Linked DNA regions of Homo sapiens: region 1 is linked to region 2. A link is a loop called in an ENCODE intact Hi-C map of the cell type or tissue named here. Cell type or tissue: GM12878. All regions are shown on one strand. Each heading gives the region's core, and the rest is flanking DNA. Links, peaks and the distances in the headings are about the cores only. Region 1 overlaps RBM47 (RNA binding motif protein 47). Region 2 has its middle 32 kb from the start of NSUN7.

What was found. Hi-C counts contacts between places; a loop is a spot of excess contacts. Peaks named below come from ENCODE experiments on the same cell type or tissue, not always from the same donor. Only the 100,000 strongest peaks of a DNase experiment are listed, where the experiment ranks them.
Region 1: it touches region 2 in a loop (6-fold over the local background); 3 of 110 quality-filtered maps call a loop at or near these places.

The regions. Positions count from the first base shown.
Region 1 is chr4:40,425,244-40,440,868 of GRCh38, reverse strand. It overlaps RBM47 (RNA binding motif protein 47), which reads left to right. Exons shown (of 7, transcript NM_001098634.2): 4 at 1,945-3,098; 5 at 4,222-4,428; 6 at 8,007-8,218; 7 at 14,726-15,625. The coding sequence starts at 1,976. The coding sequence ends at 14,965. RBM47-AS1 (RBM47 antisense RNA 1) reads right to left here and starts at 14,736. Exons shown (of 2, transcript NR_199039.1): 1 at 14,687-14,736; 2 at 13,287-14,081. RefSeq lists enhancers at 6,881-7,150, 14,248-15,447. In GM12878, for the core only: no CTCF peak of the experiment used is centred there; a DNase peak (open chromatin) is centred at 7,208; H3K4me3 peaks cover 261 bases; H3K27ac peaks cover 1,644 bases.
Region 2 is chr4:40,710,439-40,726,063 of GRCh38, reverse strand. No RefSeq gene overlaps it. Among named protein-coding and RNA genes, the nearest start is that of NSUN7, 32 kb to the left of the region's middle. In GM12878, for the core only: a CTCF peak has its summit at 6,840; a DNase peak (open chromatin) is centred at 6,863; H3K27ac peaks cover 316 bases.

The DNA.
Region 1 (15,625 bases), core at 3,941-11,940, 290 kb after region 2:
CATTTCTTGAGCATTTATAATATTCTAGGCACCATTCAAAATGCTGTGTATGTATTAACTCACTCCTCTAAACTTAATGAGGTTAATACTATTATTATCATTCTGATTTTATAGGTAGGGAAACTGAGGTGAGGCATGGAGCAGCTAACACTAGCAAGTATTAGAGCTGAGATTCACAAACAAACATATGCAGTCTGGCTCCAGAAGCCACATACTTACCTGCTAAACTGTACTGCCGCTTGATATTAGAGCAAATTAACCACAAAAGGACTATTTTGGCCATCTGGCAAATAAATAGCTCAGATTTATTTTGTTTCATTATAGTTTTATTTTTTCCTTCAATGATCAAATTCATTTTTATTATCCTTGAAATTTCCCTTAATATTCTTGTATACATCTCCTAGTCCTAAATTTTAAAAAATGAATGATACTCCGGGTTCTAATTAATTGATGAAACCTTATATGGCCATTAAAAATGATGTTTTTACAAAGATTTTTAAGAATACAGAGGAATGCTTATAACATAAAGTAGCACCATGTAAATTAGGCGGAAGCCAGGCTTCCCCCTCCCACCTCCTCAAGAAAACATCTAGAAAACAGATGAGAAAGTTTCATTGTGCTATCATTGGGTAGGAAAATTAGGAATAATTTCTTATGTACTTTTCTTAACTTTCTATAAATTTAACTGAATACTTTTATAGTCCAAAAAATGAAATAGATTTCATTTTTTAAAAGGCGAATTGGAGCCTTTCATTACAGAAGTATAGTCTGCAGCTCATCGTAATAATCTTATTGCATAATTTAGAATCACTTCCACAGAGCCCTTGGCCATATAAGTGAAGGCGGCACAGTTCAGACCTGCACTGTGATACGTGGCTGTTTAATTAAAATTTAAAATCCAGCTCCTCAGTCACACTAGCCCCATTCCAAGTGCTCAGTAGCCACATGTGGCAAGTGACAGCTTTTCTAGCATCATAGAAAATTCGATTGCCCAGCATTGGTTTGGAAGAAAAAACAGGGAATCTGGAGCCAGAAAACTTGGAATCAAGTCTGCCTACAAGCTGACACTTGCTGTGTGAAATGGGGCAGTTTACTCAACCTAAGCCTATTTCCCCATGACCAAATTGGGACTGAGGATAATACCATGTACCATATACAGAGGTTAAGAAAATTAAGAGAATGCAGGTGACAGTTCTCTGAAAACAATAGTGTGGTTTACCAGGTAGATGCTGCTTCCCAGTCCCCCAGCTTGAAGTCAGTCTAGCTCTTCAAGGACTGATTCCAAATCTTTGAATGCTTCACACCAAGAATTTTACCTGAATGCCACCATCAAAATCAGATTAGCTCTTATTACAGTTCCTGGACCAAGCCCGTGGCAATGTGCACATTTCATTTCTTCCTTGTAAAAAGCTTTAATACACAGCTCTCTCTATACAATGACAGCTCCTAAAAGTTTTCTTTAATAATTTAAAATCTTCACTGTATTTCCATTCCTACAATTAAAAAGACTCCCTTAAAAAAGAAAAGAAGAAAGCTGTGTTCACCAAAGAAATACATGGAGTTTGTCAAATTCCATATAACAAGGAAATCAGGTGGAGTTAACGGTGCAGGAATGAAGCAAAAGAACGTGAGGTTTTTACCAAAAATGAGAGCAGCTTCGCAAAACTTCAAAGCTGTCGGGGTACTGATGAAATGGAAGTACTTGCTCATTCTGATTTTTTTTTTTCTCTCCTAACTCACTTCTGGTTTTTGCTGCAAGACAACTTGACTATTTTAGACAAATGTAGGGCTGCTGCATTTCCAGAACGCCTCCATCCTATTTCTCATTTAAACCACCTCCCCTTCCCCGTGGCCTATTAATGCATACTTGCAAGGCTGCGAAACACAACCCAAAAGAGGCAAGATCCAGCGGTTCCCCACTCACGCTTCTTTCTGCTTCCCCAGGTTTCCGCCAGCTGTGGATGCCTTTGACATTATGACCGCAGAGGATTCCACCGCAGCCATGAGCAGTGACTCGGCCGCCGGGTCCTCCGCCAAGGTGCCCGAGGGCGTGGCGGGCGCGCCCAACGAGGCAGCACTGCTGGCGCTGATGGAGCGCACGGGCTACAGCATGGTGCAAGAGAACGGGCAGCGCAAGTACGGCGGCCCACCGCCCGGCTGGGAGGGCCCGCACCCGCAGCGTGGCTGCGAGGTCTTCGTGGGCAAGATCCCGCGCGACGTGTACGAGGACGAGCTGGTGCCCGTGTTCGAGGCCGTGGGCCGCATCTACGAGCTGCGCCTCATGATGGACTTTGACGGCAAGAACCGCGGCTACGCCTTCGTCATGTACTGCCACAAGCACGAGGCCAAGCGCGCAGTGCGTGAGCTCAACAACTACGAGATCCGCCCGGGCCGCCTGCTCGGCGTGTGCTGCAGCGTGGACAACTGCCGCCTCTTCATCGGCGGGATCCCCAAGATGAAGAAGCGCGAGGAAATCCTGGAGGAGATTGCCAAGGTCACCGAGGGCGTGCTGGACGTGATCGTCTACGCCAGCGCGGCCGACAAGATGAAGAACCGCGGCTTCGCCTTCGTGGAGTACGAGAGCCACCGCGCGGCTGCCATGGCTCGCCGCAAGCTCATGCCTGGCCGCATCCAGCTGTGGGGCCACCAGATCGCCGTGGACTGGGCCGAACCTGAGATCGACGTGGACGAGGACGTGATGGAGACCGTGAAGATCCTCTACGTGCGCAACCTCATGATCGAGACCACCGAGGACACCATCAAGAAGAGCTTCGGCCAGTTCAACCCCGGCTGCGTGGAGCGCGTCAAGAAGATCCGCGACTACGCCTTCGTGCACTTCACCAGCCGCGAGGATGCCGTGCATGCCATGAACAACCTCAACGGCACTGAGCTGGAGGGCTCGTGCCTGGAGGTCACGCTGGCCAAGCCCGTGGACAAGGAGCAGTACTCGCGCTACCAGAAGGCAGCCAGGGGCGGCGGCGCGGCTGAGGCAGCGCAGCAGCCCAGCTACGTGTACTCCTGCGACCCCTACACACTGGCCTACTACGGCTACCCCTACAACGCGCTCATTGGGCCCAACAGGGACTACTTTGTGAAAGGTTAGTGGGGGCTCTTCTCCTGGGTGGGGCCCCCAAGAACGTTGCCTCCTAGGCAGGGGGCACCAGGGATACCGTGGCTGGCATTTGCTGAGCTGGTAGGTGCTGAAGGCCCTCCCACCCCCGTTTTGGGTTTGCATTCTGGGTCTAATTCTTTCCTGGCACCGAAGGCCGTCACTTATGCAGCACTGATAGAAATACAGATCGTTCTGGGGTGAGCGGTAAAATCACAGGAATATGCAAGTGCTGGAATTCTTCCTTGCCGAGGTCCACCGGGTTAGGGGCTAGTCCACCATTCTCTTGGTGCTTACGTTAAAACCTGCTTGTGATATTAAATCTTAAGATGTTGGTGGAGTCCGTGATTTTTAATTTTGTTTTTTGTTATCACTGATTAGGATATAATGACACCCAGCATAACCTGGAAAATAAGATACATAGGTTCTGGGTCCTGTTCTCTGATTAACTGGGTCTGTGACTTTAGTTAGTCACTTTAATCTCCCCTGGCCTGTTTTCTCAAGCATGAAATGAGGAAGGTGGACCAGCAAATCCCCTTCCAAAGCTAACTTTAAAAAAAATTATTTAATAGTATATATATATGTATTATATATATATATATGTATTTTATATATATATATGTATTTTATATATATATATATGTATTTTATATATATATATATATATATTTTTTTTTTTTTTTTTTGAGACAGGGTCTCACCATGCTCCCCAGGCTGGTCTTGAACCCCTGGGCTCAAGCCATCCTCTCGCCTCAGCCTCCCAAAGTGCTGGGATTACAGGCATAAGACACCACACCTGGCCACAGTTTTTTTTTTGGCGGGGGGGAGGGGGTGGTGGGTAGTCTATGAATGTTTTTCTTTACTGAAATTGCAGATACAATCCTAGAAACTCACCCTGCAAGTTTGCCTCTTGTACTAAGAAGACATGCTTAGGATGCAAATCTAGGCTGAAATAGAATGTTGGAAGCATCTTTACCAGCCTATTAAAGAGCAAAGGTGTAGCCACCTGCAATTAAGACTGGGGCAGTTAAATGCCGAGAACCGAGGGCTGAGGTCTGCCTCCAGCACCGTCACTGTTGGTTGCTGATCATCTTTTGTGTTGTTATTACAAGCAGGCAGCATAAGAGGCCGAGGGCGAGGTGCAGCTGGCAACAGAGCCCCAGGGCCTAGGGGTTCCTACCTCGGGGGATATTCTGCTGGTCGTGGTATATATAGCCGATATCATGAAGGGAAAGGAAAGCAGCAAGAAAAAGGATATGAACTGGTGCCGAATTTGGAAATCCCTACCGTCAACCCAGTTGCCATTAAACCTGGTACAGGTCAGTATGAAGCAGATTGAGAATGCTCCCATTCAGCATAAACCCCAGCCCTTCTGTTTGAAGTGAATCCAAGCGTTTTTCAGGCTCTCACATCTGCACAGGGGTTCCTCTTCTCCTAGGCAGCTAGAGACAAGGCAAAAATAAAGTGACCCCCTGGACCTCCTTATCTAGAACTTCAGGGGATGGTGTAGCTTTGACTATGTTCAAATCAAACTTGCCTGAGTAAGGTTTTTTTTTGTTTGTTTGTTTGTTTGTTTTTTTTTTTTTTTGAGACAGAGTCTCGCTCTGTCGCCCAGGCTGGAGTGCAGTGGCATGATCTTGGCTCACTGCAAGCTCTGCCTCCTGGGTGCACACCATTCTCCTATCTCAGCCTCCAGAATAGCTGGGACTACAGGTGCCCACCACCATGCCCGGCTAATTTTTTTTTTTTTTTTTTTTGTATTTTTAGTAGAGATGGGGTTTCACCGTGTTAGCCAGGATGGTCTCGATCTCCTGACCTTATGATCCACCCGTCTCGGCCTCCCAAAGTGCTGGGATTAGAGGAGTGAGCCACTGCGCCTGGCCATGCAGTAAGGTTTTCAAAGGGCTGTCACCCATTGTTAGGTTTTGTCTCAGTCTGTGGCTAAGTAAGGAGAGTTGTAGGGGGAAGAAAGGAAGAACATGAGGCTCTCTGTATCTTCTATCAGGTAAAACCTGTCTTTTCCTTACTCAGGCCTATTTCTGCCCCGACCATCTGAAGTCGGAGGGTAGAGCTTATTGCCCCATTCTGAGAGTTGTTTGGAAGGGCAGAAAATTCCCCTTCAGGAGTAAGCAGCACCTTTTGTCCCTTGTCATGGTCTGAGCAAATAAGAATGCTTGAGGACAAGGCAGTGGTGAAAGTTTTGTTGTTGTTTGAGATGGAGTCTTGCTGTGTCACCCGGGCTGGAGTGCAGTGGCATGATCTCGGCACACTGCAACCTCCACCTCCCGGGTTAAGCGATTCTCCTGCCTCAACCTCCCGAGTAGCTGGAACTACAGGCGCGCACCACCATGCCTGGCTAATTTTTGTATATTTAGTAGAGATGGGGTTTCACCACATTGCCCAGGCTGTTCTCGAACTCCTGACCTCAAGTGAGCCACCCGCCTGAGCCTCCCAAAGTGCTGGGATTACAGGCATGAGCCACTGCACCTGGCCTTTGCTGAAAATTTTTGCAGCTAATTCCCTGGTTTCTCATTTCCAGCACTCATTTCCTCCTCTAGTTGGATCAGTAGATTGGGAGTAGGGATGCTCAAGTATTTCAAGCCAGGGACCCTGAACTTAGCCTTCACCTCCAGGCCCTACAAACCTGTTTATTAATGTCATTAGTGCCCATGACCATCTAATGTGAGGCCGGTCTTCTGATCCGAACCTGCAAAAAACATTAACTCCATTGTGTGAGTCTATCACAAACTCACGTAGCACCCTGCAGAAGCATCCAAACACATGGAAAGCTCAGTCCGTGGGTAATTGGCACGACCCTCCTCCAGACCCCTCCTGGCTTCAGCAGGAGGAAGTTGAAGAACTGTTTGGAGCCCAGCTACTCTGATTTTCTTCTGGTTGAGATTGTACACTTCTCTCCCTAGCTAAAATAGAGTCAAGGAATCTGTGCATTTGGGACATAGGTACACATTGGCCTCATAGAGTTAAAAAGCATTTCCCCAATTGAACTTTCTTTTGATGATTCTAGTAATGATTTTTTTTTTTTTTTTTTTTTTTTTGCCTGTGTAAAAATTCTGCAATTTCTGCAGTTAAGTGACTCCTTAGACTAGATTGCCTTTTAAATGTCATTGGCACTGTGGGCAAAGTAAAACTGATCCCACAGCTCTGTAACTTAATAAAATAGAGCCTGGATATGGGAGTCGTCGCTTCTACTTGTTGAGAAGGGAACTCCCTTTGGCAAGTTACGGTAGCTTAAGGTTTAACAAGAGAAAAGAACTGTTAAATAATCTTTAACTATGTAAAGTTGTGTCCTGGAGCCTGAGGTAGAAATTCCTGTGGGCTGATAGCCAGAACAATTCATTTACTTCATACAACCCCTTGTAGCTTAAACTCACAACCCTCTCTGGGCCCCATCGATTGGCGTCTATTTCTGATCATCCAGAAAATGAGAACATTGTATTTTAGGAGAGGCACCAGGGTGGTGGTGAAGTATCTGGGCACAAGACCAGTGGAAGATATGGTTGGAAAGGCAGGTAAAAGATTTGATTAAGGTTTTAGGTATATTTTATCGAATGGCTGTACCATTGTTTAGCTTACAATCATTTGTCTCTTTACCTTTGATTGAGTCTGTCCTATTTAGAATAAATGTACCTACAGTTGGAGAAAACCAGAAATAGAAAGATTCTTTGTGTACACATTTCATATTTTTGTTTGTCCTTTCAACACACACACACACACACACACACACACACACACACACCCCCGCCCCACACACACACACTCACACAAAAGGGCTGATATCTTTTCCTTTTGATCTCTTCTTACTGTACCTTGACATTCAATAGCTGCTGTTTGAATCTCTGGTTGAAATCATAATTTTGGACTTTACTTGCAGAAATTCTTTGAATTGGGAGGTCCCACTAAAAGCCAATCACTCCACATCTTCACTACTTTGCGTGGGCATGAGGAAACTGGGGAATGTGCTATTTTTTTTTACCATGTGTTTTTCCTTGAATCGGTAATGTTGAAATCTGAAATACAGGGTGGGGAGGATGTACACAGGTCTGAGTTCTCAGAATGAAACCCTCAACAGCACCTGTTTCTTAAATAGTGGTGAAAGTGAAAAAAAGGCAGTGCGGCTGGTAATGAGTGAGGTGAGTAGGAAGGAACAGGCAGGCCCAACTCTCACAGGCAGTAGGCTTCAAGCCTCTGATCTCACTTCTTCGTCTAAGCCTGTTTTCCCATAGTCAGAGGCCCTTTCTTGCTCAGTAGGACATCAAGAATAACATTCAAACTGTGATTTTTCTGTAGAAATAGTAGAAAATATTGGTGCAAAAGCCTTACTCTAGGGGTCTCTTCCACAACAGGCAGGGGGAGTTACCTGCCACCACCCATCCCTTCCTCTAGGGAGCAGGCATCTGGGTACATGGCTTGTACTGAGAGAACAATAGTGAGCATGGAGAGGCCCAGGACCTCTAAACGTGGTTTTAAAAAATATCTTAGGCTGGGCGCGGTGGCTCACACCTGTAATCCCAGCACTTTGGGAGGCCAAGGCAGTTGGATCGCTTGAGCTCAGGAGTTCAAGACCAGCCTGGGCAACGTGGCGAAACCCTGTCTCTACAACAGCAAAAACAAAAAGCTGGGCAAGGTGGCCTGTACCTGTAGTCCCAGCTACTCAGGAGGCTGAGGTGGGAGGATCTCTTGAGGCCAAGAGATTGAGGCTGCAGTGAGCCTTGATCGCACCACTGCATTCCAGCCTGGGCCACAGAGTGAGACCCTGTCTCAAAAAAAAGAAAAGTTTTTAAAAAAATAAAAATAAAAAATATCTTAGAGCAAGTGCTGGACCCCACTCAGCGACTGAAAGTGATTGACCTGTTTTTCCTTCTTGCTTCTCTTGCAGTAGCCATCCCTGCCATTGGGGCTCAGTATTCCATGTTTCCAGCAGCTCCAGCCCCTAAAATGATTGAAGATGGCAAAATCCACACAGTGGAGCACATGATCAGCCCCATTGCTGTGCAGCCAGACCCAGCCAGTGCTGCTGCCGCCGCAGCCGCGGCCGCAGCCGCCGCAGCCGCTGTCATTCCCACTGTGTCGACGCCACCACCTTTCCAGGTAGAGTTCTTATTGCAGGCATTGTCATTTGTGTGTGAAGCCTCTCTTTAACATGGATTCATTTAGTATTCAGCACTGAGAATTTACTGTGTGCCTGGCTCTCTGTTACAGCTATGGTTGGGTGACACAAAGCATTTTGAATTTGAAGCATGACAGAAAAAAAAATTTTTAATTAATTGTACTACCCTAATAATATCATTGTATTAAGGGTGGTAATCAATATGCAAAAATTATGTGTAATTTTTCACAGTGTCATAATATTGTGCATATATTTTTTTAAAATAGCACTGGATAATTTTTAGCTCATATTGTTAAAGAGCTGACACACAAAGTCCAGGGAGTGATTTCACATTTTCACATTTCAAACTGCAGCTCAATGAAGATTTTTTAAAAAAATGTTAACCCCCGTGTGTGTGTGTGTGTGTGTGTGTGTGTGTGTGTGTGTGTAAAGAGAGAGAGAGAGAGAAAGAACATCTGTATAGATACGTAAAATTTTGTGCTGGGTACAGTGGCTCATGCCTGTAATCCCAGCACATAGGGAGGCCAAGATGGGAGGATCACTTGAGGCCAGGAGTTCAGGACCAGCCTGGGCAACATGGTGAGACACTGTCTCTACAATTTTTTTTTTTTAAATTAGCCTGGCATGGTGGCATATGCCTGTAGTCCCAGCTACTGGGGAGGCTGAGGCAGGAGGACCACTTGACCAGCCTTGAGGTCAAGGCTGCAGTGATCTGTGATTGCACTACTGCACTCCAGCCTGGGCAACAGAGTGAGACCCTGTCTCAAAAATAAATTTACAAAATATGCCCATAATCCTCTCTTCCAACCATATCTCCCACTGTTCCCCTATCTCTTCCCAAACTCATCTTACCATGTTGGCCTCCTTCCCCACCTTTTTCATAGTGTATCCTGGTTTCTTTATTCTCATCTCTTCCATAGAATCTTTCCCATCCACCTCCTAGATAAATTTTCTCTCTCTTTTTTTTTTTTTTTTAGACGGAGTCTCGCTCTGTCGCCCAGGCTGGAGCGCAGTGGCGCCATCTCGGCTCACTGCAAGCTCCGCCTCCCAGGTTCACGCCATTCTCCTGCCTCAGCCTCCCGAGTAGCTGGGACTACAGGCGCACGCCACCATGCCCGGCTAATTTTTTGTATTTTTAGTAGAGACGGGGTTTCACCGTGTCAGCCAGGATAGTCTCAATCTCCTGACCTCGTGATCCGCCCACCTTGGCCTCCCAAAGTGCTGGGATTACAGGCGTGAGCCACCGCGCCCGGCCATGAAATTTTCTCTCTTGTACTCCTGATTACTACATCATTACTTGGCCTATGGCTGCCAGTGTGTTCTATCTCCCAAGGAAAATGAAGCTCCTACAGACCAAAGACTGTGTCCTGTTTCTTTGTATCTTCACCTTATAGGACATAGGGAGGACATCCATTTAACAGAAGAAAATCTTGTTAAAGCTGTTTTCTGTGAGGCAGTGAATCATGAATACCGATCACAAGTACTCAGGCCCAGGATCCCTTATCCAATTGAAAAAGAATTATCCAGGCCACTTTTTTTGATTTTTGATTTTTGATTTTTTTGAGACAGTCTCACTCTGTCACCCAGGCTGGAGTGCATGGCTCACTGCAACCTCAACCTCCCTGGTTCAAGCAATCCTCCCACCTCAGCCTCCCAAGTAGTTGGGACCACAAACACGCACCACCATGCCCGGCTAACTTTTTTATTTGTAGGGACAAAGTCTTGCTATGTTGCCCAAGCTGGTATTGAACTCCTGGGCTCAAGCGATCCTCCCACCTCAAGCTCCCCAAGTGCTGGGATTACAGGCATGAGCCGTTGCCTACATTTTTTAAAAAACAGAGATTCTTAGACTCTAATCCCTGAAGATTCCAATTCGGTCAAACTGGGCTGGAGTCCTAGAATTGATATTTTGCACAGCTCCTCAATGATTCTGAAACAGAGCCAGGCCTGTGACCCTCCACAGTAGGATGCTGTTTACTTGCTTTTGCCCACTCTGAACACTAGTCTTGACTGCATTATTCAGAAAGGGCAGACTAATTGAAGCTTATTTATCTTTCAGTATGTCATTAAGTATTCTTTAACTTGGGATCTCTGAAAGACAAAAAGAGGAATTGGTTGTAAATGACACTGTAGAATAACAACTAAGTATAGTTATAATACTTGTGGACTGACGGTAAATATTTACTATAGCGTAGCAGCAGTACTTAGTGGAATTCTGATAATAATTTCTAATTCTCCTTTAGTAAGAAATTCATGAACACTTGTCTTTCATGTGCACTGTGAGTTCTGGTCAGGTCCAAATTCCAGGCACCATAATCATGTCCTGACTATTTCTGTCTCCTATCAGTCCGCACTGGCTGTTGCCATCAGGGTTTTTTTTTTGTTTGTTTTTGTCTTTTTTTGTTTGTTTGTTTGTTTGTTTGTTTGTTTGTTTTTTGCGACGGTGTCTCGCTCTGTCGCCCAGGCTGGAGTGTAGTGGCGTGATCTCGGCTTACTGCAACCTCCGCCTCCCAGGTTCAGGCGATTCTCCGGCCTCAGCCTCCTGAGTAGCTAGGACTACAGGCACGTGCCACCATGCCTGGCTAATTTTTTGTATTTTTTTAGTGGAGACGGGGTTTCACCTGTTAGCCAGGATGGTCTTGATCTCCTGACTTCATGATCCGCCCTCCTCAGCCTCCCAAAGTGCTGGGATTACAGGCGTGAGCCACCGCGCCCGGCCACCATCAGGGTTCTTATTTGCAGTCTTTGCTTATCCTCCCCTACCTTCGATCATCCTCCCCTACCTTGTAGGCGCTCAGGGGTGTTCCTATTTAGCCAATTTAACAACACCTCTTGGTATAGTTAGAGCAAGGATAACTGCTCCTCCTTGACAGGAGGGAAGACTGCAGGGACTCTTCACCTGAATTAGAGGCACTTTTTTTTTTTTTTTTTTTTTTTTTTTTTGAGATGGAGTCTCACTTTGTCACCCAAGCTGGAGTGCAGTGGCGGGATCTCAGCTCACTGCAACTTCCGCTTCCAGGGTTCAAGCGATTCTCCTGCTAGAGGCACTTTTTAGGGATGGGTAAATGTTTCTCCCACTACCATCATTGCATTTTTCTTTATTCCTGCTCTTTGATGATGCTGTATTAATGCAATTGTATACTGGTCCCCCCTTATCCTTGGGGGATACATTCCAAGACCCCCAGTGGATGCCTGAAACACAGATATTACCAAACTAATAATATACTATGAACGAATTTTTTTTTCCTTCTTCACAATTTCACAGATAGAAAATTTCTTTCTTACTGTAGTTCTTAGCAACCTCAGCATAGGATTTTTTTTCTTTCCTTATTAAGTAGAGAACTTTCCCCTTTTCATTTACAGGAAGGCCTTTAGTGCTCCTCGTTGGCATATCCAAATTGCCAGCATTACTACTCTTGCACTTTGGGGCTGATATTAAGTAAAATAAGGGTTCCTTGACGGTCAATCTGATAACCCAGATGGCTATTAAGTGACATGGGCATGGAGCACAGACAGTGTCGTTTTCCTGGACAAAGGGATGATTGGTGTCCCGGGCAGGATGGAGAGGGATGACATGAGATTTCATGGAGCTACTCAGAAGGGTGCACAATTTAAAACTTATGAGTTATTCATTTCTGAAATTTTCAGTTTAATATTTTCAGACTTCAGTTGACCGCGGGTAACTGAAACCATGGAAAGCAAAACCAAGTGCTTCCCCATATATTCTCATTTTACAGATAAGAAAATTAAGGCCCAGCAAGGAGACAGAATTGCTGGCCGGGAGTAGAATTGGGATTGGGAGATCAGATGCCTGATCTCTGCATGCTTTGTCCTTATAGTGTGGTGAATGCTATCATAAAAGGGACATCACATGAATGAAAAGAGAAGCCATGGGTTTGGGGACCTACTCTTGATTCCAGGCCGTAAGCCAGTGCATGTCTATGTGCAAAACTTGGTGTTGGAGTGGGCAGCCTGAACCCAGGTGTTGGGCCGTCCTGTAGCACATGGAAAGGTCTCTCTCACATGTTGCCTTCCCTGCCATTTCCTCTCCCTTTTTGCACTGGTTATTAAACCTACGTCCACACATGTGGAAAAGGTGACTTGTGTCTTGCTGTGAACCACAGTCTTTCCAGTTCTGGAGCTCCTCTCCCTGGTTGTAAAATGTCACTGATGAGACACTCATTGTTTAGGGTTGTAAGAAGCAAGTTAACGTAAGGCTAAAAGTGCAGGCTCCAGAGTCACACATTGCATTGCTTAAAAGCTGTGTCACTTTGTGCAGGTCATTTAACACTTCCACACAACTCCATATAATCATAGTACCAACTCTACTGGTGGCTGTGATGATTCAATACTGTCATACAAATAAGGCACTTAGAATAGTGCCTGAGTTTGGGGGTTTGTTTTGTTTTGTTTTGTTTTGTTTTGTTTTGTTTTGTTTGAGACAAGGTCTCACTTCCATTGCCCAGGCTGGAGTGCAGTGGTATGATCCCAGCTCACTGCAGCTTTGAATTCCCAGGCTCAGGTGATCCTTGCACCTCAGCCTCTTGAGTAGCTGGAACTACAGGAGTACGCACCGCCATGGCTGGCTAAGTTTTGTATCTTTTGCAGAGACAAGGTTTCGCCATGTTGCCCAGGCTGGTCTCGAACTCCTGGCCTCAAGCCATCCTCCTACCTCAACCTCCCAAAGTGCTAGGATTACAGGCATGAGCCACCTCACCCAGCCTCTGAGTTATTAATTGTTATAATTATCATTATAATTATAAATTAAAATTATTATAAATTATAATTACTATTTGATTATAGTTTTAAAAAGTAATCTTAGGCTAGAAGTTCCTAAGTTCCTTTGAGCACAATTTTGGAACTCTGATTTGCAAATTTTGTAACAGAAATTAGAGCTAATTCCTTTATAAAAATCCAGGAAGAAATAATTATTTTAATTCACCATTTCACATATGCTGAATTGTTTATTTTGAAGATGTATTAACATATAGGGAGACCATACCAGCATTTACTACCAGGCATTCTATGGCTCATGAGGTGCACCAAATATTTTGTTAAATGAATGTTTTATTTTATTCAGAATCTCTTTTCAATGAAGCATCTCACAGAACTAGTTCCATGGCAAACACTTTGGGAAATACTGAACCACAGTCTTCCCATTCATACTCCTGTTTGTTCTGAAAACATCTTATGTTGCACTTTCAAGTAGACAGAAGGAAGTAGCAGGGGCTTTTCTAGAGCCAGTGGTGGCCGTCAACAGTTCAGGCAACTTTACTTAGCTTGTCCTTGCCCACTTCTTCCTCATTTGGAAACTGCTCTTTATCCTTCAAAACTCAGCTCGAATATCCCCGCTGCTGAGACATTTTCTCCAACTTCCCCATTAGTTGGTTCTTTCTCTAAGCTTCTACAACAATTTGTATACATTAATGGTGTCATCTCTTAGGTGGGAGGTGATGGAAACCATCACATTGGCTGAAAATTGTGTATGGTCACAATTTTTTAAGGTCACAGCTTAAGAAGCTGTCCCTTTGGAGATCAGTATATTTGGTTTCTCTAAGTTGACACAGTCTGTTCCTCTCTCTGTCTCTGAGACAGATCATATTCCATCAGTTAAGTATGAGTTGAGGCAGCTGGCATGTATCTAGAGGCCATGTTTAAGGAAAAACACTGATTTTTAATTACTGTGAAATCAATTGTGTGGATGGTAGATTCTCCGCTGCCTTCTCTAGCTCACTCTGGGGCATAGACTGATTGAGTGGAATGGTAAGTAGAAGATTCCGGAATACAGTACAGAGAAGGTCCTCCTTATCCGCAGTTTCTGCATCTGGATTCAACCAACCGTGGCTTGAATAAAGACAATAAAAAATAACAATACAACAATAAAAAAATACAAATGTCAAAATACGATATAACAACTATTTACATAACATTTGCATCATATTAGGTATTATAAGTGATCTAGAGATTATTTTTAAAGTGTATGGGTCCCAAGACTTTGGGAGGCTGAGACAGGAGGATTGCTTGAGGCCAGGAGTTCAAGACCAGCCCTGGGCAACATAGTGAGACCTTGTCTCTATGAAAAAAAATTTTTTTACAGTATACAGGAGGATGTGCATAGGTTAAATGCAAATACGCCATTTTCTCTCAGGGACTCGAGCATCTGAGGATTTTGGTATCCACGGAGGTCCTAGAGCCAATCACCTGTGAGGATACTGAGGGGCAACTGTATTTCACCTTTCCCTCAGCCTTCCAGGCCTCTCACTTTCACAAGGTGGCATCACTGAGTTTGAGGATGCAGCTCCACCTTACCTCTTCAGTGGCTCTTCTCCCACTTGCTTACAATAATTGCTGTTTGCCCGCCCCTCTGCCTTTCTCTCCCTTGCTTTTGTGTCTTTGTATTCCCGTCTTCTGGGAGAGGCTTGTTGAATGAATGGATGATAGGTACATACACGTGTTCAGGAAGGCTCCTTTTTGTCTCTTCTCCTCAGGGCCGCCCAATAACTCCAGTATACACGGTGGCTCCAAACGTTCAGAGAATTCCTACTGCCGGGATCTACGGGGCCAGTTACGTGCCATTTGCTGCTCCAGCTACAGCCACGATCGCCACACTACAGAAGAACGCGGCAGCCGCGGCCGCCATGTATGGAGGATACGCAGGCTACATACCTCAGGCCTTCCCTGCTGCTGCCATTCAGGTCCCCATCCCCGACGTCTACCAGACATACTGAGGCTGGTGACCAGCACGAAGACAGACCACACAAACACCACTGAAGGAACGCTTGACTATTTATGAAGAAGGAACATGTTGGATTCACACATGCAACCTGAAAGTGAAGAATGTTAGCAGATTTATTTCTGAATTATTTTATATACATGAAGTTTTCACTAGTTTTTTAAGACTATTTTCAACTTAGCATGCCTACGTTCATACATTTCCAAAAGACTTGCAATGGTTCGTGCCTTCATTCCATCTTTTAAAAATTTGTATGCTGTACTACATTTGTATAGAGGTTTTTGTTGTTGTTTTTTTAAGGATATATTTTCAGTATGAAGGTTATTTTCTTAACTTCTGCACTCCAGAGATTTCTATTTTGTAGTACCTTCAATAATATATCAACTATATATTAAAAAAGCACACTTGAGGAGCTAGGGAACTATTTTGAAAAATATATACAATATTTAAAGATACAAACAGTAGTGCTTAAAAATACTACATAAAGCATTATTTTAAAGGTTATACTGGAAAGTGCAATTTTAAAATGAGTAAAACCTCTGTATTTCTGCTGGCATTAAGGGTTGATGGTGTTACCATGTATCATCATGGCGGTACTATTTTTTAAAAGAAATTAAACACTGGATCTCTCCTTAAGCCAACATTGAAAAGACTT
Region 2 (15,625 bases), core at 3,587-11,586:
CCAGCCTGGGCAACAAGAGCGAAACTCCATCTCAAAAAAAAAAAAAAGAAAGAAAATAATTTTCATAACTGATGAGCACATATTTATTAAGCCTTTACCATTTGTAAGACAATATGATGAGCATTTTGATAGGTTATCTACCATAAGGCCAGCATGATGCAAGGCTCTGTGAAGCTTACATATATTTTTCTATTATCAAAGAGATAATCAAATTGAAGGCTGTAAACTTTTTTTTTTTTTTTTTTTTTTTGATACAGAGTCTCACTCTGTCCCCGGACTGGAATGCAATGGCGTGATCTCGGCTGACTGCAACCTCTGCTTCCCGGGTTCAAGTGATTCTCCTGCCTCAGCCTCCCAAGTAGCTGGGATTACAGGCACCCACCACTATGCCTGGCTAATTTTTGTATTTTTAGTAGAGATGGAGGTTTTGTCTTGTTGGCCAGGCTGGTCTGGAACTCCTGACCTCAAGGGATCTGCCCACTTTGGCCTCTCAAAGTGCTGGGATTACAGGCGTGAGCCACTGCACCCGGCTGCTGTAAACATTTAAAACAGAATTTAATGTGGCCAGGCACAGTGCTTGTAATCACTGCACTTTGGGAGGCTGAGGTGGGTGGATCACTTGAGGTCAGGAGTTTGAGACTAGCCTGGCCAACATGGCAAAACCGCATCTCTACTAAAAATAAAAAAATTAGTCATGCTAGTGGTGGCACACGCCTGTAGTCCCAGCTACTTGGGAGGCGGAGGTTGCAGTGACCGAGATCGCGCCACTGCACTCCAGCCTGGGTGATAGAGTGAGACTCCGTCTCAAAAAAACCAAAAGCAAAAACAAAAACAGAATTTAATGCTACTTTTCAGAGTAGACAATATGTGATCAAGCTACCATTTAACTTGACCATTAATTTTTTTTTCCCGGAAAGAACATAATGGATTCTGGATTCTGTAGTCAGAGACCAACCTAGGTTCTGATCTTTAGTTACTAGCCATGTAACCTTGGACAAGTCATTTAATCTCTCAGTCTCAGTTTTCTCATCGGCAAAATGGAGATAATAATATTTCCTATCTTGCTGGGTTGCCCTGGGTTTTAATTAAGGCAATGTAGATAAAAGTTTTAGCATTGTGCCTAGTACCTCATAGACTTCAATTAATGTTAAATACGATATTTAGGGAAAAGATTATTTGATCAGCTATTTTTTCCAATTACAATTCATAAAGCAGCCTTGGAGATGGAAGATGTATCTTTACCTTAAAATAATGTCAATTTTTTTTTACTATTACTTTTCATTACATATTTCTGAAAACAAAAACTAAAAATGTAAAAAAGTCTTAACTAAAAGATAGATTTTGAATAGAGGCAATTAAAATATTTTATGTAAGACAGGTTTTATTTATTTATTCTTTTATTATTTTTTTTTTTTGAGAAGGAGTTTCGCCCTTGTCACCCAGGCTGGAGGGCAATGTTGTTATCTCGGCCCACTGCAGCCTCCGCCTCCTGGGTTCAAGTGATCCTCCTGCCTCAGCCTCCCGAGTAGCAGGGATTAGAGGTGCCCACCACCACGCCCACCTAATTTTTGTATTTTTAGTAGAGAAGAGGTTTCACCATGTGGGCCAGGCTGGTCTCAAACTCCTGACCTCAGATGATCCACCCACTTCAGCCTCCCAAAGTGCTGGAATTAGAAGCGTGAGCCACCACACCTGGCCTATTTATTCATTTATTTAAAAAAAATTTTTTTTTTAAGTAAGACAGGTTTTAAAATGTTGACTTGCCCCTGGCACAGTGGCTGACATCTGTAATCCCAGCACTTTGGGAGGCCGAGGCGGGAGGATCACTTGAGCTCAGGAGTTCAAGACCAGCCTGGGTGATATGGTGAAACCCCATTTCTACAAATACAGAAAAATTAGCTGGGTCCGGTGGTGCGTGCCTGTGGTCCCAGCTATTCAGGAGGCTGAAGTGGAAGGCTGGCTTGAGTCCTGGAACTGGAGATCGCAGTGAGCCAAGATTGTGCCACTGCACTCCAGACTGAGTGACAGAGTGAGACCCTGTCTCAAAAGTTGACTTGCCATAATCCAAGTTCCTTGAAATCAGAGTGGAAGAAACTCATATTTAGAGAATAGGGAAGAGTGTAGGCTGGAAGGCAGGGACTTGAGGAACTGGTCATGGCAGTCATGGAAGGTTCCTCAGAGCATACTGAGAGGTTTTGCTTCCTGCCACAGAAACTGACATTCCTGTAAGTGGAAATTCTATGAATTGACCAGAACCATAAATGAGAAGCTGAATAAGGCAAAGTTTTATATGACTGTCAAGCAATTAAAACTACAGGTCAGGCTGGGTTCGGCGGCTCATGCCTGTAATCCCAGCACTTTGGGAGGCCGAGGCAGGTGGATCATCTGAGGTTAGGAGTTCGAGACCAGCCTGACCAACATGGAAAAACCCTGTCTCTACTAAAAATACAAAATCAGCCGAGCGTGGTGGCATGTGCCTGTAATTCCAGCTACTCTGGAGGCTGAGGCAGGAGAATCATTTGAACCCAGGAGGCAGAGTTTGCGGTGAGCCGAGATCACACCATTGCACTCTGGGCAACAAGAGCGAAACACAATCTCAAAAAAGAAAAAAAACAAAACCAAAAAAAACCCCTGCAGGTCATCTGGCTTGGGCCCTTGAATGAGTAGGCATCCTTTCAAAGTTAAGGAAATAAGGCACAAAAAAGTTTAATAATTGGCACTTAATTACTAACTCAATATTCTTATTTTAAAAGTTAATAGTAGGTCTAGGCTCAGTATTTCCCACTGGCAACTTGCTGAGGGAGGTTGAATTCCATAGAGACAGTAAATTGGTGATTGATTGCCAGGGGCTGCAGGGGGTAGAATGAGGATGGAGTTATTGATTTAAATCAATGGGGATACAGGGGTGAAGAGAATAGACAAGGTCCCAGTCCTTATGGAGGTTAGTGTTTATCAGGGAGACAGACAAGTTAAACAAACATTGCAGGAGGTGGAGGGGGCTGGGTCAGCGGCACTTATGCAGGAAGTAATTTCTAAGAAGCAGTAAGTAATGTCTAAGAAGCAGTAAGTTACGGTAAGAGAGATTATGAATATAATTTACTTCCTGTCTCTATTCACCAGGAAGTAAATTATGGTGTTCTTGGCAAAGTAAACAGTATAGTTAAAGGCCCACAGATGAAACAGCACATGGTATGCTTAGGGAACTGAAAAAAGTTTAGATCAGTGGAAATGCGGTGGGGAGCAGGAAGAGGCAGATGAGGGTCAGACCACTCATGTGACAAAACAAAGGGGAACCATCAGAAGCTGTTGAAGAGGCAAATGACATGATCACATTTGCGTTTTTGAGACATCACTGCAGAATGTAGGATGGATTGGGGTGAGGCAAGGCTGGAAGTGGAAAGACCGGTTAGGAGACCAGGAAGGATAACCTTGGTGAGAGGTAGTGTGCCTGAACCAGGGTGGTAACCCTGAGGATGATGAGAGGTAGACAGGAGTAAGAGATGTGAAGTTGAATCAGCAGGACTTAGTGATTAATTGGAATGAGGTATCAGAGAAAAGGAATCAAGGTTCTGGCATGGGCAACTTGGGGCCCTTCACTGTTCCAGGAGCACAGAAAGGGAGGCGATTTGGGGAGCTTTCAGTTTAGAAATGTTACGATCATGATACTTCCAAAGATATTCAAACAAATATGCCTACTAGATGCAAAGACTTGGCCTGGAACCATCACTAGTCATCCACCTGGGGATGGTAATTGTAGCCATGGGAGGAGATCAGATCCAGGGAAAGTAGAATGAAAAGAGAAGGGATCTCTTATCTTTTGGTAGAACCATGGGGAAACACTAACAAGTCAGAGAAAGACAGAAGGGAGGAGCCAGAAAAGGAAACAGAGGTGAGGCCAAGAGGAATGAGGAGAATCGTAGGATCATCGAGTCACAGAGGCCAAGGAAAGAAGTGGTCAAATGTGTCAGCTGCTAAAGAGAGGTCAGTAGAGCAAGGACTGAAATTTGCTATTGAATTTAGTAACAAGGAAGTTGTTAGTAACTTAGGAGATTTCAGTGGAAACCCAGATTTCAGTAAGCAGATGAGTAAGTCAGGCAGTGGAAACCATTCTTTTATGAAGTAGATCTGTGACATAACCAGAGGGAAATGTGGAGTCAAATAGAGTTGGTTCTTAAAACAAACAAATAGAAAAGGTGGGACAGGGTTAACTAAGTTTAAATGAGAAAAAGAAGTCAGTCAGTAAAAAAGGGGGAGGTTCAGGGCCAGGCATGGTGAGTCACACCTGTAATCCCAGCACTTCAGGAGGCCGAGGCGAGCGGATCACTTGAGGTCAGGAGTTCGAGACCAGCTTGGCCAACATGGTGAAAACCCGTCTCTACTAAAAATACAAAAATTAGCCGGGCATGGTGGCAGGCACCTGTAATCCCAGCTACTTGGGAGGCTGAGACACGAGAATCACTTGAACCTGGAAGGCGAACTTTGCAGTGAGCTGAGATTGTGCCACTGCACTCCGGCCTGGGCGACAGAGCCAGGCTCTGTAAAAAAAAAAAAAAAAAAAAAAAAAGAGGTTAGGGGGAAGTAGAAGATACAAGAAAAAAGGATTTTAATTGATAGAACAAGATACCATAGAAGGCAGATCATTTGCTTTAGATAGGAGGAGAATAGGAGAGACCTCTCTCCTATTGTAACAGATGTGGGAAGGAGGATAGGATGCCTTGGATCCATTTAAGTTTCTGAGTTGTATGCAGTGGGTGCTGGAACCAGCTCCTACAAGCTCACAGGAGCCAATTGTTAAATTTTCAGCAATTTTGCTAATTGGTTAACCTCACATTAACAGCTGGAATTCAGCCACAGTGGGGATATTTACATCATGGAAATTAGTAAATACTATACATCAGTACTTCCCCATACCCTGACATCTGGAGAGCCAGTTATCAGGCATTTACTCATACCACTGGTTAGGGTGAGAAGGTGAAGGAGTTCCTTAATAGCATTATCTTCTCTGTTGGGGAGGAAGGCAGGCGTCAGATTTTGAGGAAAGTGAAAACGTTGAATTCTGTGAAGCACTGTGCAAAGGAGAGAGAGCCACCTAGGAAAATACTAAATGACTACCATGTCGTTTTGAGGAACCAGTTAAGGATGGAGACTATTAGTTTACAGTGCAATTGATGTGTACATTTGTAAGATTTCTTCTTGCAAAGTCAGCAGCCTGGGGATCTTAGCAGAGAAACGGATAGGTGGTTTGATCTGGAGTCGGTCTTTTTGCCTGGCACCTGTAATGGAAGAATGAAACGCAGCAAGGATGACAGAGTTTTTTGCAAAAGAGTAGTTGCAGTAATGGACCATGGAACTTAAACTGTAAAGGGAAGGAGGTGAAGGTGGGAGAAGGTGATATGCAAGAAGGCAGAGGAGTCACGTTTTCCTGGTATCACATGCTTTGAGTCCCCTTACTATCCTGGCCTCATTTTTGCAACTTGGCCCTCCCATTTGGCAACGTCCCTTTTAGAATGTGGCATCCAACTGCAAGCCCCTCAGTCTTGCACAATGTTCTAGCTTGGCCTGACCATCAAACACCACATCATTGTCCTTGTTTTAGATGTCATGCCTGAAAGATGTCGATGTCCAGCATCATTGAGAGAACTCAGAATAATTGTTAGACACGCAAGATCAATGAGCAGAAACAAGGATAGGCAGACTTTTAAAATTTATTGGAATGATCTGATACTTGAAAATCTTTTCCTCTGCATTAGCTAACTGAATGTCCAATGAATAATCATGGATTATCATAGCTAACAGAATATCCAATGAAAAATCATGGATATTCTGTAATACAATCACTCTGGCTCATCAACACCAAACATAATTGCCATGAGGACATTATTTTATGAATTATTAGAAAAGCATAAAGTACTAACTAAATAGGGAATTTCAGAGTTAATGCAAAACCTCAAAATGGCTTTCAAAGAAGCTTATTTTCTCAGAGTAGTTTAACCAATGGGAGGAAAATCACTTCTGGATTATACAGAATTTGTTCATAAGGTTTGATCAGAAGGTGACCTAGTGATGAGGCTACTAATAATGGGAGAACTACACGAAAGAACAAATCTGCTGTTATGAGGCTCCAGGGCACAGGAACTATTACTCTAATTTCAAGTGACAATGAGTTTTTATAGCTGATAGCTACTTATGTCTCCCAAAACACTCTAATGCACGTTCCTGTCAGAAATTTGTGTATTTAATAGACTATATTCCCGATGTCACCTTTCCATCAGATTTAAATGAATCGGGTATAGTGTCATGTTTTAATTTCTCAATAAATATATGTAACAGGAATTTTCCTACTGAATTAAAAATGTCATTTCAGTGAGATAACCAAATTGATGATACTCGGAATTTGCAATTCATCATGATTACTGCCAGATTTAACAAATATAATTCACTTTCTCCTACTACCCTGTGATTAGCTAGAGGTCATGGCTTTGACAAATCTAGACTCCCTGGTGCTTTGGGTATAACTCTTGCCCACGTAACTTCTGTTATTTCTTATGAGGTATATGAAGGTGAATAGCATGCAGTTTTTACACCGGGGAGGGCATTTTTCTTCAGCAAAATAATTATCTCATTGCATTTCCCACTGGAATAGCTGACACCCCCCTGCCCCTCAAAAACAGAGAAAACAAAGGCTATCCATTTTAGTCCCCTCACGCTAGGTTTTTTTCCTTACCATTTCCCCCTTGTTTTTTCCATTCTTGGGGTATTTGGATATGAGGGAAGATGAAGAGGTAACAGACTGAGAAGTGTTCATTTTTCTTGTGTCGCTCTTCACATTGGCCAGCAAGGGGAGTTGTAGGAACAATTACAGTGGTTTGAGCTGATACACTTGTGAGCATACCTCTCACGATTGGTTAGGAGTCACAATGTCTTTTGCCCTGGACTCCCTGTGTAACACAGGTAGTATTTTGTGTACCAGTCTAGTTTTCCTTTCATCTCATACTTTGCTGACCAAAAATTAATTGTGAACTTCAAAATAAAAACCTACTGAAATGGTGAGACATTGGAAATGAAGTGAGCCTTCTATGCCCAGGTGGCATAAAAATCTAATTGTAGCTTCAAGCAGCCCAAGCCCCTTTAATGCGGATAAGAGAGCATTCAACTGACTTCAATAAAAAGGGACTTAAATGGAAGGGAGGTAGCCTTGAGGAGAGCTGGCGCTGACTGCTGGGACTGAGGAGGCCATTGTTCTACATTCTCCTAGGGCTTAGGGAGATTGACAAGGCACCTGCTGCTTTCCAGAGATGAACGTTTAGGTCAGCCCTGAAAACACCCAGGCCTGAGACACTCCCCTGGCCTCTTGGCCCCCTGCCATCCAGGTGCAGGAGATTCAAAGGTACAAAGCAAAGGCATGGGAAGAGCCCTTTGGAGAGATCTGGGGAGACTGTTTCTGCTCCATGAACAATCCAGGACAGCTCTCTCCCCTTTAAATCATCTTTCATGCTTCTTAGCTCCAAGGCTTTCTATGTTCTTCCATGGATTCCTCTACTGTATCTATGCCATAGGAACATTTGATTACTAACCACTTTCACAGATCATGGTTCACTTCACTGAGTTTGGGACCAGGATCCATGAATATGTACCCTATTTAATGCCTTAATGCTGCTTTCCCAATTCCCATCCTGGCTACTGAATATATTTTGCTGTTGACTGCAAAATAGACTAAAAATCAGTAATCACTAGTTTTCTGAATGTGAAGTTCAGGTTTTTATTTCTATGTTTCTTTTGTTAAGTACTGAATAAATTTTGTGCCCTGTGCTTAGTTCTCCAACAGGCTGTGTTATATAAAGGAGAGAATCTGGGCTTAAGAATAGGAGATGTAGTCTTTCTTTTTTTTTTTCTTTTCTTTTTTTTTTTTTTTTTTTTTTTTTTTACTTTATGGTACTACAGGCACATGCCACCATGCCTAGCTAATTTTTTTAATTTTTTGTAGAGAGGGGGTCTCACTGTGTTGCCCATGGTGGTCTCAAACTGCTAGACTCAAGCAATCCTTGCACTGTAGCCTCCCATAGTGCTGGGATTACAGGTATGAGCCTCTGTGCCTGGCCTAGATTTTAGTTCTGGTTCTGCTACTTAATAGCTGTATGATGTTGGACAACTCATATAATCTTTCTAGGCTTGTCTATTTTCTCATCGGCAAAAATGGGGAGGGAGGACAAGATTCCAGTCTTGAGAGTCAAGCAGACTAGGGTTTTAAACCTATTTCAGGTATTAGCTGGATGACTTTAAGCAAGTGACAATTAGTGTTATTTTAAGGCTTTAGTGAGATAATATATGTGAAACCCTTAGCATCATTCTTAGGACACAATCAGCACTCAACAAATAATAGTTATTATAATAATCATGACAATGTCCATGTTATTAAAGTTCTTTAGAACCCTTTTTTAAGCTCTAAAATGCAATGATTTAAGTTTGAAATGTTGTGGTTGATTGCTGTAAATAAGGCTGTTCACTTGATCCTGGGCTTCTTAAGAGAATTTGGTAAGAAATAGGCTGAAATTATAGAGGACTTTGCAAAGTGCTTAGATTTTGTTATATAGTACTATAGTAACATTCAGCAAACAATGTGATTATCAGCATTGTAATAAACACAGTCATGGGCCAATTTCCTTTGTTTTTTCATAGTGTAATGCCTACTAGAAATTCTTTAAAGGTTAAACTTCATATTCAGCACACCATGTCCTCTCTACAAACCCTCTCTTCCTAATGTGTGTATACCTTTTTTTTTTTTTTTTTTTTTTTTTTTTTAATGAGATGGAGTTTCACTTTGTTGCCCAGGGTGGAGTGTAATGGCGTGATTTGTATATATCTCTAGCATGTATATATCTCTCTCTTCTAGGAGAATTTGACTCACCGCAACCTCCGCCTCCCAGGTTCAAGCGATTCTCCTGTTTCAGCGTCCCAAGTAGCTGGGATTACACGCACACACCACCATGCCCAGCTAATTTTGTATTTTTAGTAGAGATGGGGTTTCTCCATGTTGATCAGGCTGGTCTCGGACTCCTGACCTCAGGTGATCCACCTGCTTCGGCCTCCCAAAGTGCTGGGATTACAGGTGTGAGCCACCGCGCCTGGCCCTAATGTGTGTATACCTTTTTTACAGATCACAAGGTGCTTGCACAGACATTTCCTCACTTTAGGCTCCAACCAAACCATGAAATAGGTAAGATTGGACTTATTGGTTGCTTTATATAGGAGATTTTTAAAATGAAACCAAGAGGCAATAGGTCCTCTGGTTATTGAAGTCTTTAGAGGAGGGAAGAGGAGGTGTTCCAGATGTTTCATGAACAAGAGGAGAACAGTAGAAAAGGAGAATGAGGACAAATGTTATATAAAAATCTTAACTGTGAGGTAGAGGAGAGTTGGGGTGCGGTAGAGCTGGATTAGAACATTGTGGTGGGGAAAACACTGCGTCTCAGGGATTGACTGATTTACAAATAATGCTAGAGATATATACAAATCTCCTCAACTTATAATGGGGTTACATCCCAATAAAATCATTGTAAGTTGAAAATATCCTAAGTTGAAATGTATTTAATACACCTGACTACCAAACATCATAGCTTAGCCTAGCCTACCTTAAACATGCTCAGAACACTTACATTAGCCTTCAGTGGGGCAAAATCATGTAACACAAAGCCTATTATATAATAAAGTGTTGAATATCTCATGGAATTTATTGAATACTGTACTGAAAGTGAAAACAGAATGGTCATATGGGTTCTTTTTTTTTTTTTTTTTTGAGACAGAGTCTCGCTCTGTCACCCAGGCTGGAGTGCAGTGGTGGATCTCAGCTCACTGCAAGCTCCGCATCCTGGGTTCAAGCCATTCTTCTGCCTCAGCCTCCCGAGTAGTTGGGATTACAGGCAACCACCACCACTCCCAGCTAATTTTTTGTATTTTTAGTAGAGACAGGGTTTCACCGTGTTAGCCACAATGGTCTCGATCTCCTGACCTCGTGATCTGCCCACCTTGGCCTCCCAAAGTGTTGGGATTATAGGCTTGAGCCACCGCGCCCAGCCCCTATGGGTTCTTGAATTACAATTTCTACTGAATTTGTATGGCTTTCATCCCACGGTAAAGTCAAAAAATTGTAAATCAAACCATCTTCAATTTGGGACTGGGGAAAGGGGAGTAACCATGAATGGAATGAAAAATTGCAGGTGACCAGGCACCTGCACGCCTGTAATCCCTGCACTTTGGGAGGCCGAGGCAGGTGGATCACTGGAGGTCAGGAGTTCAAGACCAGCCTGGCCAACATGGTGAAACCCCATCTCTACTAAAAATACAAAAATTAGGCAGGCGTGGTGGCAGGCACCTGTAATCCCAGCTACTTGGGAGGCTGAGGCAGGAGAATCACTTGAACCCAGGAGGTGGAAGTTGCAGCGAGCAGAGATTGCACCACTGCACTCCAGCCTGGGAGACAGAGTGAGGCTCTGTCTCAAAAAACAAACAAACAAACAAACCAAAATTAAATTAAGACTGAAAGCACAAAACAAGATAAGGAATATTATGTAAGGATGCAAAATTATTTAAATAAATTTACAACGTTTAAATTATATATTTTTATTTTTTTTTGAGACAAGAATCTAGCTCTGTCACCCAGGCTGGAGTGCAGTGGTGTGATCTCGGCTCACCACAACCTCTGCCTCCCGGGTTTGAGTGATTCTCCTGCCTCAGCCTCCTGAGTAGCTGGGAGTACAGGCGTGCACCACCAGGTCAGGCTAATTTTTGTATTTTTAGTAGAGGCAGGTTTTTTGCCATGTTGGCCAGGCAGGTCTCGAACTCCTGACAAAGTGATCCACTGAATGATCCGCCCACCTGGGCCTCCCAAAGTGCTGGGATTACAGGCATGAGCCACCATGCCCGGCCACTTAAATTTTATTTACAAAAATAAGAAGAAGAAAAATTTATCATGGGCCAGGTGTGGTGGCTCAAGTCGCTAATCCCAGCACTTTGGGAGGACAAGGCAGGCAGATTACCTGAGGTCAAGAGTTCGAGACCAGCCTGGCCAACATGGCGAAACTCCTTCTCTACTAAAAATACAAAAATTAGACTGGCATGGTGGCAGGCACCTGTAATCACAGCGATTCAGGAGGCTGAGGCAGAAGGATCACTTGGACCGTGGGAGGTCCAGGCTGCAGTGAGCTGTGATCATGCCACTGTACTCCAGCCTGGGAGACAGAGTGAGACCCTGTCTCAAAAATAAATAAACAAATAAAAAATTAAAAAGTTTATCATAGACTTAACCATCATTAGAGAATTAAAAAAATTAAAAGAATGAGCAATCCATTTTAAGAGATTAGAAGTGAGAAAAAGAAAAAATAACCAAACAAACAAGGAAGAGGTAATTAATAATGGCGAAAGTGGAAACCAATTAAATTTTAAAAACCAAAATGATAGGACAAATAAATCTAAAATCTGTTTTTTGAAAACATCAGTGAAATAGGTACCCCTCCCCTCCTCCCACCTTATGCTCACTGACAGGAGTAGCAAGAGGCAAAATGAGGAAAGAGAAAGAAGTCATATTCACAGACATAGGAAAGATGAAAGGAGTTGTTAGAGGTCACTTCATGCAGTTCTATGGCAGCAGTTTGAAAACAGAGGAAATGAATGAGTTCCTGGGTTAAAAAAAAAAAAGTGAGTAAAACTGACCCCCAAAAGAAGAAAAAAATGTGAATAGGCCAATTACTATAGAAGAGACTGAGAAGGTGATTGGAAATCTATCAAAAAAGGCCACCAAAACCATATGGCTTTCCAGCTGAGTCTATCTGACTTTAAAAGAAGAGATAATTACAATATTTACCATTCCAGAAGAAACTCTTCTAATTCATTTTGTAAAACAGTAAACTTGAATACCAAAACCGGAAAAATATAAGACCTGCCACAGTTTGATGTGTCCCCTCCAAAATTAAGGTGTTGCCAACATGATAGTATTAATGACTAGGTCATGCGGGCTCCTCCCTCATTAATAGGACTAAGGTCCTTATGCAAAGGACTTCACTCAGCATTTAGCTAGATTGCTCCTGAACTCCTCTGCCATGTGAGGACACAGCTCCCTCCCAGGATGCAGCTTCATCAGACACCTGAGCCTACCAGTGCCTTGATTTTAGACTTCCTAACTTCCAGAACTGTGAGAAATAAATTTCTGTTCTTTGTAAATTACCCAGTCTCCAATATATTGTTATAGCAGCACCAAACTAAGACAACAACATAAAACTATAAAGATCTCACTTATGAGTATAGATGTAAAAATTCAAAATAAAATATTAGCAAGGTCTAACTATGTAGCAAAAGCATAATATGCTATGAACAAACAGGATTTATTTCAGAAATACAATAATGGTTTATTATCAAATAACCTATTACTTAATCTATTGCATCAATAATCAAAAAGAAAAATATAAGCATATAAATAAATGCTAAAAAGTTATTTGATAGAATTCAGTGGCCATTCCTGATCAGGAATAAGAATATAAGGAAAACTATAGATGGCCCCTGACTTATGATGGCTCGACTTATAATTTTTGACTTTATGATAATACACAGTTATTCTGTTTTTCCCTTTCAATACAGTATTCAATAAATTACATGAGATATTTAGCACTTTATTATAAAACAGGCATTGTGTTAGATGATTTTGTCCAAGTTTAGGCTAATATAAGTGTTCTGAGCATGTTTTATTTTTTATTTTTTGCATTCCCTGCCTCCCTCCAACTCTGCATGTTTAAAGTGAGCTAGGTGGCTGGGTGTAGTGGCTCATGCCTGTAATCTTAGCACTTTGGGAGACCGAGGTGGGTGGACGACTTGAGGTCAGGAGTTTGAGACAAGCCTGGCCAACGTGGTGAAATACAAAAATTGGCTGGTCATGGTGGCACGTGCCTGTAGTCCCAGCTACTCGGCAGCCTGAGGCAGGAGAATCGCTTGAACCCAGGAGGCAGAGGTTACAGTGAGCAGAGATCACACCATTGCACTCCAGCCTGGGTGACAAGAGCAAAACTCCATCTCAAAAAATAAAAATAAAAAAATAAAGTGAGCTAGGATAAGCTATAATGTTTGGTAGGTAAGCTGTATTAAATCCGTTTTTGACTTACTTTGACTTGGGGTTGTTTATCAGAACATAACCCCATCATAAGTTGAGAAGCATCTGTACTTAAATGTGCTTCAGAATGGCAAAACTCAGCAAACAAATATGCAATGGCAAAACACAAATACCATTTTCATTAAAAAATGAGATACCTACCATCACTAAATATTATTTACATTGCCTTATAGTTTTTTTCAAACAAAGAAATTAAAATATCTGTCATCTATATAGGAGAAAATGAAACAGGAGCTTCACTTTATACCAAAACAAAATAAATTCCAGGAAGATTAAAAACTTAAATGTAAAAACAACACAGTGAAGTTATCACACAAAGAAATCCAGGTTATTATATGTTCAATCTAAAAGCTGAGAGGATATTCCTCATCTTATCCTTTAGATTTTAGATTGGCTAAAAAACTCTGAAACTCTAATAAAAAATGCAGACATACTTGACTATATACAAATGACAGCCTTTGTATGCAGAAAATATAAACAAAATAATAGACAAACAATGGACTTGGAAACATGGACTTTGGCTTTTTCTATGAACATCATTTACACAATCAGAAAAAAAGATAATTTTTCACTGTGGAAAATGAATCTGATTAGATCTAGAGACTCTCTGAGAAAATAAGTATGTACACATATAATTTAGTACACAGTATCAGTGTCTTCATGACTGCTTGAATCCCATCCATTCGTACTAGGGGAGTTCATGCATCCTAAATTAAGAATGCCTCAACAACAACAACAAGGCTGGGGGCAGTGGCTCATGCCTGTAATCCCAGCACTTTGGGAGGCTGACGTGGGCAGATCAACTGAGTTCAGGAGTTTGAGACTAGCCTGAGAAACATGGCGGAAACCCTGTCTGTACTAAAATTACAAAAATTAGCCAGGTGTGGTGGTGTGTGCCTGTAATCCCAGCTACTCGGGAGGCTGAGACAGGAGAATCACTTGAACCTGGGAGGCAGAGGTTGCAGTGAGCCGAGATCCTGCCACTGCACTCCAGCCTGGGCGACAAAGTGAGATTCTGTCTCAAAAAAAAAAAAGGTGGGGGGCGGTGCTGAGTGCCGTGGCTCATGTCTGTAATCCCAGCACTTTGGGAGGCTGAGGCAGGAGGATCACTAGGTCAGGAGTTCAAGATCAACCTGGCCAATATGGTGAAACCCTGTCTCTACTAAAAATACAAAAATTAGCTGGGTGTGGTGGCACACACCTGTATTCCCAGCTACTCCAGAGACAGAGACAGGAGAATCGCTTGAACCCAGGAGGCAGAGGTTGCAGTGAGCTGAGATCGCGCCACTGCACTCCAGCCTGGGTGACAGAGTGAGACTCCACCTCAAAAAAAAAAAAAAAAAGAAAAAAAAATTACCTGGCTGGGTGCAGTAGCTCATGTCTATAATTCCCAGCACGTTGGAGGCTGAAGCGGGCAGATCACCTGAGGTCAGGAGTTCAAGACCAGCCTGGCCAACATGGGGAAACCCCGTCTCTACTAAAAACAAAACAAAACAAAAATGGCCTGATTAAAATTGGGCAAAGAACTTGAATCGAAAATGCTCCAAAGAAGAGAAGAGAGAATGGCCAACATGCATATGAAAAGATGCTCAACACTGCTAATCATTAAGGAAATACAAATCGGAATAACAATGAGATATCATCTCATACCCATTAGGATGGTTACTATTTTTAAAAAAACACAGAAAATATGTAACAAGTATTGACAAGGTTGTGGAGAAATTGGACCTCTTGTATACTGTTGGTGGTAATGTAAAATGGTATTGCTGCAATGGAGAGAAGCATGCTGGTTCCTCAAAAAATTAAAAATAGAATTACTAGATGATGCAGCAGTTTCACTTTTGGACATGTACCAAAAGAATTAAACTAAATCCTAAAGAGATTTTCTTGCACCTGTGTTCACACAGCATTATTCATAGTAGAAAGACGTGGAAGCAACCCAAGTGTCTCTCAAGGGATGAATGGATAAACAAAATGTGATAATATACATACAATAGCATATAGCCTTGAAAAAGAATGAAATTCTGACACATACTACGTGGAAGAAAAGACTTTATGCTAACTGAAATAAACGAGTCAGAAAAATACAAATACTTTATAATTCCACTTATATGAGGTATCTACAGTAGTTAAACTTACAGAAAAAGAATGTGGAATGGTGAGTGCTGGGGTCTGGGGATGGGGAAAATGGAGAGTAGTTGCTTAATAGGTATAGAGTTTCGGTGTTGCAAGATGAAATGGTTCTGGAGATGGGTTGCACAACAATGTGAATAAACTTAACACTACTGAACAGTACACTTAAAATCGTTAAGATGGTAAATTTTGTTATGTGTATTTTACCACAATTCCAGAAAAAAAATCCTGCCTTACACATTTTCTACTTACTTCTAATTTTGACTACTATCAGTTTATGCAAATGACCCCCAGATCTATAATTTTAGTACGTGCTTCTCCATCCTGATGTGATAATTG